Linked DNA regions of Mus musculus: all the other regions are linked to region 2. A link is a loop called in an ENCODE intact Hi-C map of the cell type or tissue named here. Cell type or tissue: gastrocnemius. All regions are shown on one strand. Region 1 holds the start of Hlx (H2.0-like homeobox). Region 2 has its middle 16 kb from the start of Gm34229. Region 3 has its middle 9.3 kb from the start of Gm51725.

Evidence for each region. A loop is a pair of places that touch in the nucleus more often than their neighbours do. Peaks named below come from ENCODE experiments on the same cell type or tissue, not always from the same donor. Only the 100,000 strongest peaks of a DNase experiment are listed, where the experiment ranks them.
Region 1: a loop joins it to region 2, with 6 times the contacts of the local background. A loop is called at or near these places in 28 of 42 quality-filtered maps.
Region 3: a loop joins it to region 2, with 10 times the contacts of the local background. A loop is called at or near these places in 4 of 42 quality-filtered maps.

The regions. Positions count from the first base shown.
Region 1 is chr1:184,731,360-184,733,859 of GRCm38, forward strand. Hlx (H2.0-like homeobox) reads right to left here and starts at 1,134. Exons shown (of 4, transcript NM_008250.2): 1 at 200-1,134. The coding sequence starts at 782. In gastrocnemius, a CTCF peak has its summit at 947; DNase peaks (open chromatin) are centred at 465, 867 and 1,391; H3K4me3 peaks cover 2,500 bases; H3K27ac peaks cover 2,500 bases.
Region 2 is chr1:184,447,091-184,449,590 of GRCm38, forward strand. No RefSeq gene overlaps it. Among named protein-coding and RNA genes, the nearest start is that of Gm34229, 16 kb to the left of the region's middle. In gastrocnemius, no CTCF peak of the experiment used is centred here; DNase peaks (open chromatin) are centred at 1,016 and 1,997; H3K27ac peaks cover 2,500 bases.
Region 3 is chr1:184,770,862-184,773,361 of GRCm38, forward strand. No RefSeq gene overlaps it. Among named protein-coding and RNA genes, the nearest start is that of Gm51725, 9.3 kb to the right of the region's middle. In gastrocnemius, a CTCF peak has its summit at 961 (motif pointing left); a DNase peak (open chromatin) is centred at 947; H3K4me3 peaks cover 481 bases; H3K27ac peaks cover 481 bases.

The DNA.
Region 1 (2,500 bases), 280 kb after region 2:
TATGCTGTTTAAGCAACACGAAGATATGTTTTTAAACATGGGATAGCTGACTTTTACATGTCACTAAGTTTTCCTTCATTTCGTTTTCTTCGCCCTCATTCTACCGTTCTGTCCTTAAAAATAAACGCACCCCAAATCCTCCTGACATCAGGCCCCTCATGGGTGGTGGTGAGGCCTGAGGCCTTCCAGCGATACGTACCTCTCAGAGTGTTGCCTTCCTTAACTTTTGGGTCAAATTCCGCAGACAAAATTCGATCGATACCAAATTTGAGGTCTTTGCTGGAGGGGGCAGGGGCGGAGCCGCTATGGTGGGGGACCACCCGCGTCCCCGAAGTCGGTGGCTGCAGGGAGACCGCCCGGGGTGGAGGCGGGGGCTGCTGCTGCGGTTGCTGTTGCTGCGTTGGTGATTGCTGCGGGAGATGCTGGTGGAAGGCGGCAGAGAGCGGAGACAGCCGCTGAGGGAAGCCAGCCGGGACTTCTGAGGGCGCCACCACCGGGGTGGGACGGAGCGGGGATCTGGCGGCAGCTTGGAAGGAGGCGTGCGGGTGCACGGAGCCCAAGTGTGCGGTGAGGGCTGCCGAGGCCCCCACCAGTCCCTCTGCAGCGGGCCCCGGCTCCCCGACGCCGGCGTGCAGGATGTCCGCGATGCAGAAAGAGGGTTTCTTGACAGCGGCTGGGTCCAGGGCGAAGGAGCAGCCGCCCGGGCCCGCCGAGGAGCAGTAGGCGGCTGACCAGAGACTAAAGTTGGAAGCATAGAAGGGAGCCAGGCCGGCTGCGAACATCCTGGCAGGATCCCGGCGGGGTCCTGGGTGAGTGGGGAAGTGGGTGGGCGCTCGGGCAGAGGCGGTGTCCCAGCCGAGCCCGAGCTGCTTTCGGTTCTTCGCCCGCCCTGAAGCGGAGGGCCAACCGGGGAGCCCTAGCGCCACCGAGGGACGAGGCGAGGGCCCGATCGCCGCCCGCCACGGCCTGGGCCCCTGGCTTGGCTTGAAAGGCGGCGCGGCGGGCGCGCTCCCCGCCGGGTGGATGGAGGCGATCGCCAGGCGCTGGGGCGACAAGGCGAGCGCGGCCTCGCTCTGCTACTCCGCAGAAGCCGGGGAGACAGGGACCCGACACCGAAAGAAAAACCCAAACAGCTAAGCCCTAAGAGCTAAATTTAAAACAACAATAATGATCCGTTAGTTTAAAAAAAAAAAAAAAAAAAAAAAAGGAAAAAAATTAAAAAAAAAAAAAAAACTCCTCTCTAAAAACTCCCAAAGTTTTGGCAGGAGCTTTCGAGTCAGACCCCGGGTAGGACCTTGATCCGTGCGCTCATTGGACGTCTTCGTGACCAATGGGACTCCGGAGTGGAGGGGAATTGGGAAAGAGGGGGGCGTGGCCGAGCTCGGCCACGCCCTGGCCACGCCAAAGTGTTTTCTGCGGCAGCGTGGGCTAAGCTGAGTACTGAGCGTCTCTGGGAGCCGCTTGGGGGTCGAGACTCCTCGGGCCTCTGGCTCTCCTCTGTCCCCTGCAGCTCGGGGACCCGCCAGCGGCAGAGCCTCGGAGCCGGTCTCCGGAATTTTCCTGGAGCTGCGGAGGAGGGGGATCACTGAGGCTCCCGTACTCTGCTGTAGTACACCCCCAACCTCCACCCCAGCAGACCACGCTGGCGGTCCGCAGGCTGTCCCTTCCGTATTCCGCTCTCATGCGACTTTCCTTCTCTCTGCTTTTACCCAGGTGCTTTTATCACAAGTCCTAGGTAAAGGCCCCATCCTCTCAGCGCCCCTACAGCCCAGAATCCCGACCCAAGTCTACTGTAATCCGCTGGTTTCTCAGCTCACCAGAGCTGCTCCAAGAAGCCAGGAGGAGGGCAGACCACAAATTAGTTTTATTCGGAGCTGTCATTCCAGTGACAACTTGAAAGAGTGACTTTTCAAACAAAAATAAGATAGATGGCTCCAAACGTCTCCCTTAGAAACAGCCAAACTTTTACCCTGAGCCTCGGAACCAACAAGGAGTGCAGCCCCAGAAGAGCGGCACGCGTGTCCCCTCTCTGCACCTTGTAGGAAGTGCTACCCTCCGCGGCCACCACATCCCCTGGTCACGTGAGGTCCTATGTTTTGCAAGTGCCAGGGAGCGGTTGCCTTTGAGATTAAATACCTACTTTTAATTCGGCTGCAGTTTTTCCAGGATCCGCTTTGGCCTGTTGGAGGGAGGCACTGTCCGAGCCTCCACAGCCAGCGCCTTCCATTCTTGCTAGGGTCTTTAGAACTCAGCCTAGGTGCACTGGGAATTTTCTGTCGCATCAACATCTCTATTTTAAGAATTCGTTCTCTTTTAAATTATAGTCAGAGTGGATTTCCCCGCCCCTCTCCCAAACAGACCACAGGCCACCTAGATGAACGGTTGTTGCACATTTCAGGAAGAAAATAAAATAATGACAATAACGAAACCACCAAATCTTTTGTTTTCGATTGTCCAAGTAAGTGTCTCCGGAATGATATTCCAAGGCAGGCTTATTTCC
Region 2 (2,500 bases):
CTTGGGTTGTCCTCAATCCAAGCCCTTCCTGCTTTCCTTCAGGAAGAATGACACGGTTACAGCTCCAGGCCGGCTTTTGTTCTCCAGTATCTGAAATCCTCAAAACTGCTTCACTTACTTGTTAGCAATAAAGCAAAATTGCACAGTTAAGAAAATTGTTGAGACTATAAAAGCACTTGGCTCCTCTCCCCTAATCCAGAAGGTACTGTGTGTTCTTTGGATCCCAGACAACGCTTTGGGCAGTTCCAGATAAGGTATCCAATAACTTCACTCTGTGTCCTCATTTTTCTTGCCCTCATTCCAGAAAAAGTTGGACAGCTGCCTCCTAAATAATTTTATTGTGAGGAAAGTTATTATGAAAACATACTCCACTGGTTTTCACTGACCTCCAAAACACACTCCCTAATTAAGTGCAAATGGGAGCTGACTTGGAGCAGGTTGTCTCTGATTTTGGACTTGGGAGCCTTCTTAAAGTTTATGAACTCTATACTCGAGCTCTGTCTGCCAAACGAGGAATTTCTTATTTCATTTGGTGACTGCTCTGAGGTTATATAACGCTTCCCCAAAAGCCCTGGATGCTGAAGATGCGTAAACCATCTGTCTATGCTGAAAAGTCAGAGAAAGAGAGGGAGGGAGGGAGGGAGGGAGGGAGGGAGGGAGGGAGGGAGAGAGAGAGAGAGAGAGAGAGAGAGAGAGAGAGAAGAGAGAAGAGAGAAGAGAGAAATTCATTGCCCCTTCTATCTGTCTCCGAGTACAACTAATTATTTATCCAGAGGAATTTCCTTGTGGCTTTTTATTTTAATATTGAGTTCCTACATAACCATAAAATTTTACAGTACTGAAGAGGCAATGATGGTATTCATGCCCTCACGTCTTTTTATAGGAGCCTATTTGGCTTTAATATTTAAAGAAACCCGAGGACCTGGCAAAGAGAAGCATGAGAAGAGAGGCCCAGAGGAGGCAACTTGTGCTTCATCTCGGGCCTCCAGTCTTTCCCTCCCCAGCCAGCAGGGGGCAGTAGTAATAGAGGCCTGGAAGCTGCTTCCTTCTTGAACTATGAAGAGACTTAAACAAGGAGAAATGATGAAAGCCAAAGGGGTTTCTCTGACCTCCTCTGGTCCTCCCTGGCAGGAGTAAGCCTCTGGCGGATTAACTTCCAGGTCCTTCGCCTGCTAACTTAGGTTGTGGCAAATATTTGGACGGCAGCCGTTAAGTGGTAGTCTCGAGCCCACGCTCTGCCAAGCTGAATCCCACCATCATTTGATGCAGCCTTTTGACAAAGAGAAACGAAGCTGATGAGTATTTCTGATGTCCTGAAGGTGAAGACACTGAGGCTTAAAGCCGTGTGCAGATTGCTCAAGGTTACAGAGCTAAAACTGAAACCCAGACTAAGGAAAGAGTTCAAAGTTTCTCATCGTTGACCCAGGTACCAAGCTTTATTTGAAATTTTGGTTTCTTTGATTTCGTTACTTAATTTTTAATAGCATGTAGTTCAGGCTGGCCTTGAACCTGTGATCCTCCTCCTTCAGTCCCTGAGAGGCGGGATTGCATGTGTACGCCACCACAGGCAGTTCATCGTTAAAATTATTTTACCTGACAAAGCAGATACAAGTATTTTTTTTTTTAGCTTTTCTTTTTTGTTAATTTCTGACATGGAAAACTTGAGGTAAACAACCATCAGCTGAAGTTGAACACTTCTACATCAACAACCAGTAATGGACAGAATGGTATTCCACCAGCCTGGCTAACAATGGTGACATCATTGAATGGTTTTGTGAACTTTGATGTTGGACACTCTTTCTTTCAATGGTGTAACATCATACCAACTAGACACTCCGTATCACCCTGACTCTCTGTGGCTGTTTGAGCAACATGAGACTCTGTGAGGAGCCCAAGGCTTGCTCTCGGGCATCTGGGTTCGATGCCAATCCTAAGCACTGTTCTGTGTGAAAGGATTCATCGTTGGCCAAGGATTAATTGGATCTGGTGATGGTGAAGCAGGCAGATGCAGGGGAAGCCATTAGCCTGGCTTAGCGCCATAGGAAGTGCTGGGTCCCAGTGATGACTGGGACACTGTATCAAAACTTGGAAAACAAGGAGAGAACTCAAACAAATGTCCAGATGTTTTGGTTGTGGGTGCCAAAGGTCCAGATGTCTGACAAACTCTCCGAGAGTTAATTGCGTTTGTCGGTGCTCGCAGGCAGACTTGGTACATCATGATCACAGGCTATGGCTGAGGGTGAGCGGAGGTTAATGTCCTTCCCGGTCCTGCACAGGGCTCCTTTGTCATTAAGGAAAGCTGCAAAGGGATACAGACTTCCGTGCCTGCCGAAAACATTACTGAGAGGCAAAAGGCAACTGGGTTTTCCACAGGCTCTTAAACATCTTAAATCTAAAATAAGTAATTGTTTTTGTTTTTGTTTTTTTCTTTTTTATCTCCTAGGCTGTTTTTTTCATCTTTAAAAGATATCATGAGAGATCTAAATAGGGCCCAGTTCTC
Region 3 (2,500 bases), 320 kb after region 2:
CCCAATGCCAGTGAACCAACATTTGGTGGCAGCCACATAAGTGCATTTGGAAGGGACAGTCAGGTGTCTAAACCAGTGCTCTTCCTCCTGAAGAACTGGAGCACTAGCCTGGGCTTGGAGAGAGCCTGCCCACTGGCTGCTTAGGGGAGCATGTCCAGTGGCTGTCTACATATATGAAAGTCTCTCACAGTAAACCAGGTAGGATGGGGAAACATCAGGGAGGTAGGAGCGAGGCCTGCTTCTCAGACTCAGAGTCCAGGCTATTATCCCCAGAAGAGGACTCAGAAACACCAGAGTCCTGGAAGCAAACAAAAGGGCAGCAGAGGAGGAAGTGGAGGAAGTTGCTTATCTCATTTGTTTATTCTTCCTCCCTCATTTCCTCTTATGCTCTTTCAGCCCCCTCCCCAACCCCCTCTGCCCCCGCCAAACCCCAGTTTCTGGTTTCCTGGCCACTATCTAGCCAATAACCTCCCACATTTGCATTCTCGGCCCGTCTCTGCTCCCATAATCTTTTCTCCAGGCTCTGCTGAGGGTCACATTTACCACCACACAGGATTTCCGTCGGTGATAACAGCAGGGCCTGGTCATTCCAGAACTGCCCCATCTCCTCGTGAGTGTCTATTTTCGGCGAGGCAGGCATCTTAATTTCTCCCAAGAATGTGACATTCCTTAGGTGTCTAACCTATACCGGACCACCAAGTAAGCTTCTCAAGTAAGCAGCGCAGGCTCCCATCCCTGCCCAGCGCTCTGAATCAAAAGTTAAAAGAAAAGGTCGGCTCTGTCTGGGTCTCTCTGTGTGCGGATGCCTCAAGTGGAGACATAAGTTACTCAGGAGGCTTGTCTAAGGTGGGTCACTCACCCACAAATCTCTGCTCGAGGACTGCGGGTCTGCATCTCCAATAGCCCTAGAGCCCTAGGGAGGGCCTCTGCGCACAGAGGTTAGGGATACAGCGCCCCCTGGTGGTCATTTCCCTCATCTCATCGACACAGGGCTTTTCACTTAAAAAAAAAAAAAGCAGTCACCCTCACAGACAAGGTGTGTAACTTCTTGTTGATGCGTAACATGCATTCAAAAAAGCGTACAGATTCACACGATGAAAACACCCCCCGAATTGGACACACTCGGGTAAGCCAACGCCTGTAACATAGGAATAGGTCCCTGGCTTGAGCCCTTCCCCTATCTTGCACAACCACCCCTCCCCTTTCCTCCCACCCCCAACCCCTGCGGCCACCTAGGGTAACTCCCCCTCACCTCTGCTGCTACTCAGGGTAACTGCCCTAACTGCAGATCAGTTTTGCCTTCTGAAGTTACCTTAAGAAGCAGAACTCCAGAGATGTGGGGGATAAAAGCCCAACTCGTCTTCTTACTGTACTGGAAGGCCAAGCGCCTAGAGCCTGACTCCGTGTTTTACTCCATCTTGACGGCCGAGATCACTGAATGCTGAACACCGTAGAAACACCAGGCAATGCGTTTTAGGGAAAGGATCGTCTGAGCGAGAACCACAGCTATAGACAGAATGCCAAGCTAACCGAACCGCAGTTAGCATTTCTCACAAGGGAGGAGAAAGAGTTCGCCCTGTCCTTCATTGCCAGCCTGCATATCTTTCTGATCCCCATCCCCCACCCCCATTCTAGAGACACTGTCTTTACACAAAACCACCCCCTCCTCTACCCCTAAACAAAGAAGTACAATGCGGCACCTGTCAATTTTTGCAATCTTTTAAGACAAAAGATATGGATTTTAAAAATTCTCAAGGACCCAACGAGAGGGCTCAGCAGGTAAGGGTGTTTGTTGATGAGCCTGAAAACCTCCACAGGCTCACCAATAAATACATGCTACACACACAATAAACAAATAAAAATTTTTAAAGTTTTTAAGAAGTTCTATTGGGGACACTTAATACAGTCATAACACCATACAAAACAATAACATGGTTGAGTCTCAGAAGATCTCACCACCCCAAAGAAACCCTGTGCTCACAGCATGGATAATTCCATCTTCAAAGTCAAGGTTAGGTGAGGGGGCCAGGTCTTACCAAGACGAGTGTTGGTCTTGGGGTGGGGGTGGGGGCACTGCTAACCCTCCTTTATAGCACCCACAAATGCAGCTGGAATAGAAATCACCACATGAGAAGATAAAAACTAACCCTTAATGATTAGATTGAGTTAATTCCAATAACTGAGTCTAACTCCACACATTCAAGTTATGGAATCTCATACGCAGTCACAATAAAAATAATTACGGCAATGCTTTATGCCTTGCAGATATGAAGCCTTTGACATCTGCTGTGTGACTATAACTGCAGCACACCTCAACTTGAACAAGGCACATTTCTAGTGGCCAGTGACTTGGAGCTGGACATTGTGGCTCTGGACAACATGTGGAATGTCATCATCATCCTAGGAAGAGATCATTAGGAGTGGTGAGGTAGCTCAGCCAGTAAAATTGCTTGCCATGTAAGCCTAACTGCATGTATTCAACAACCAGCACCCACTATAG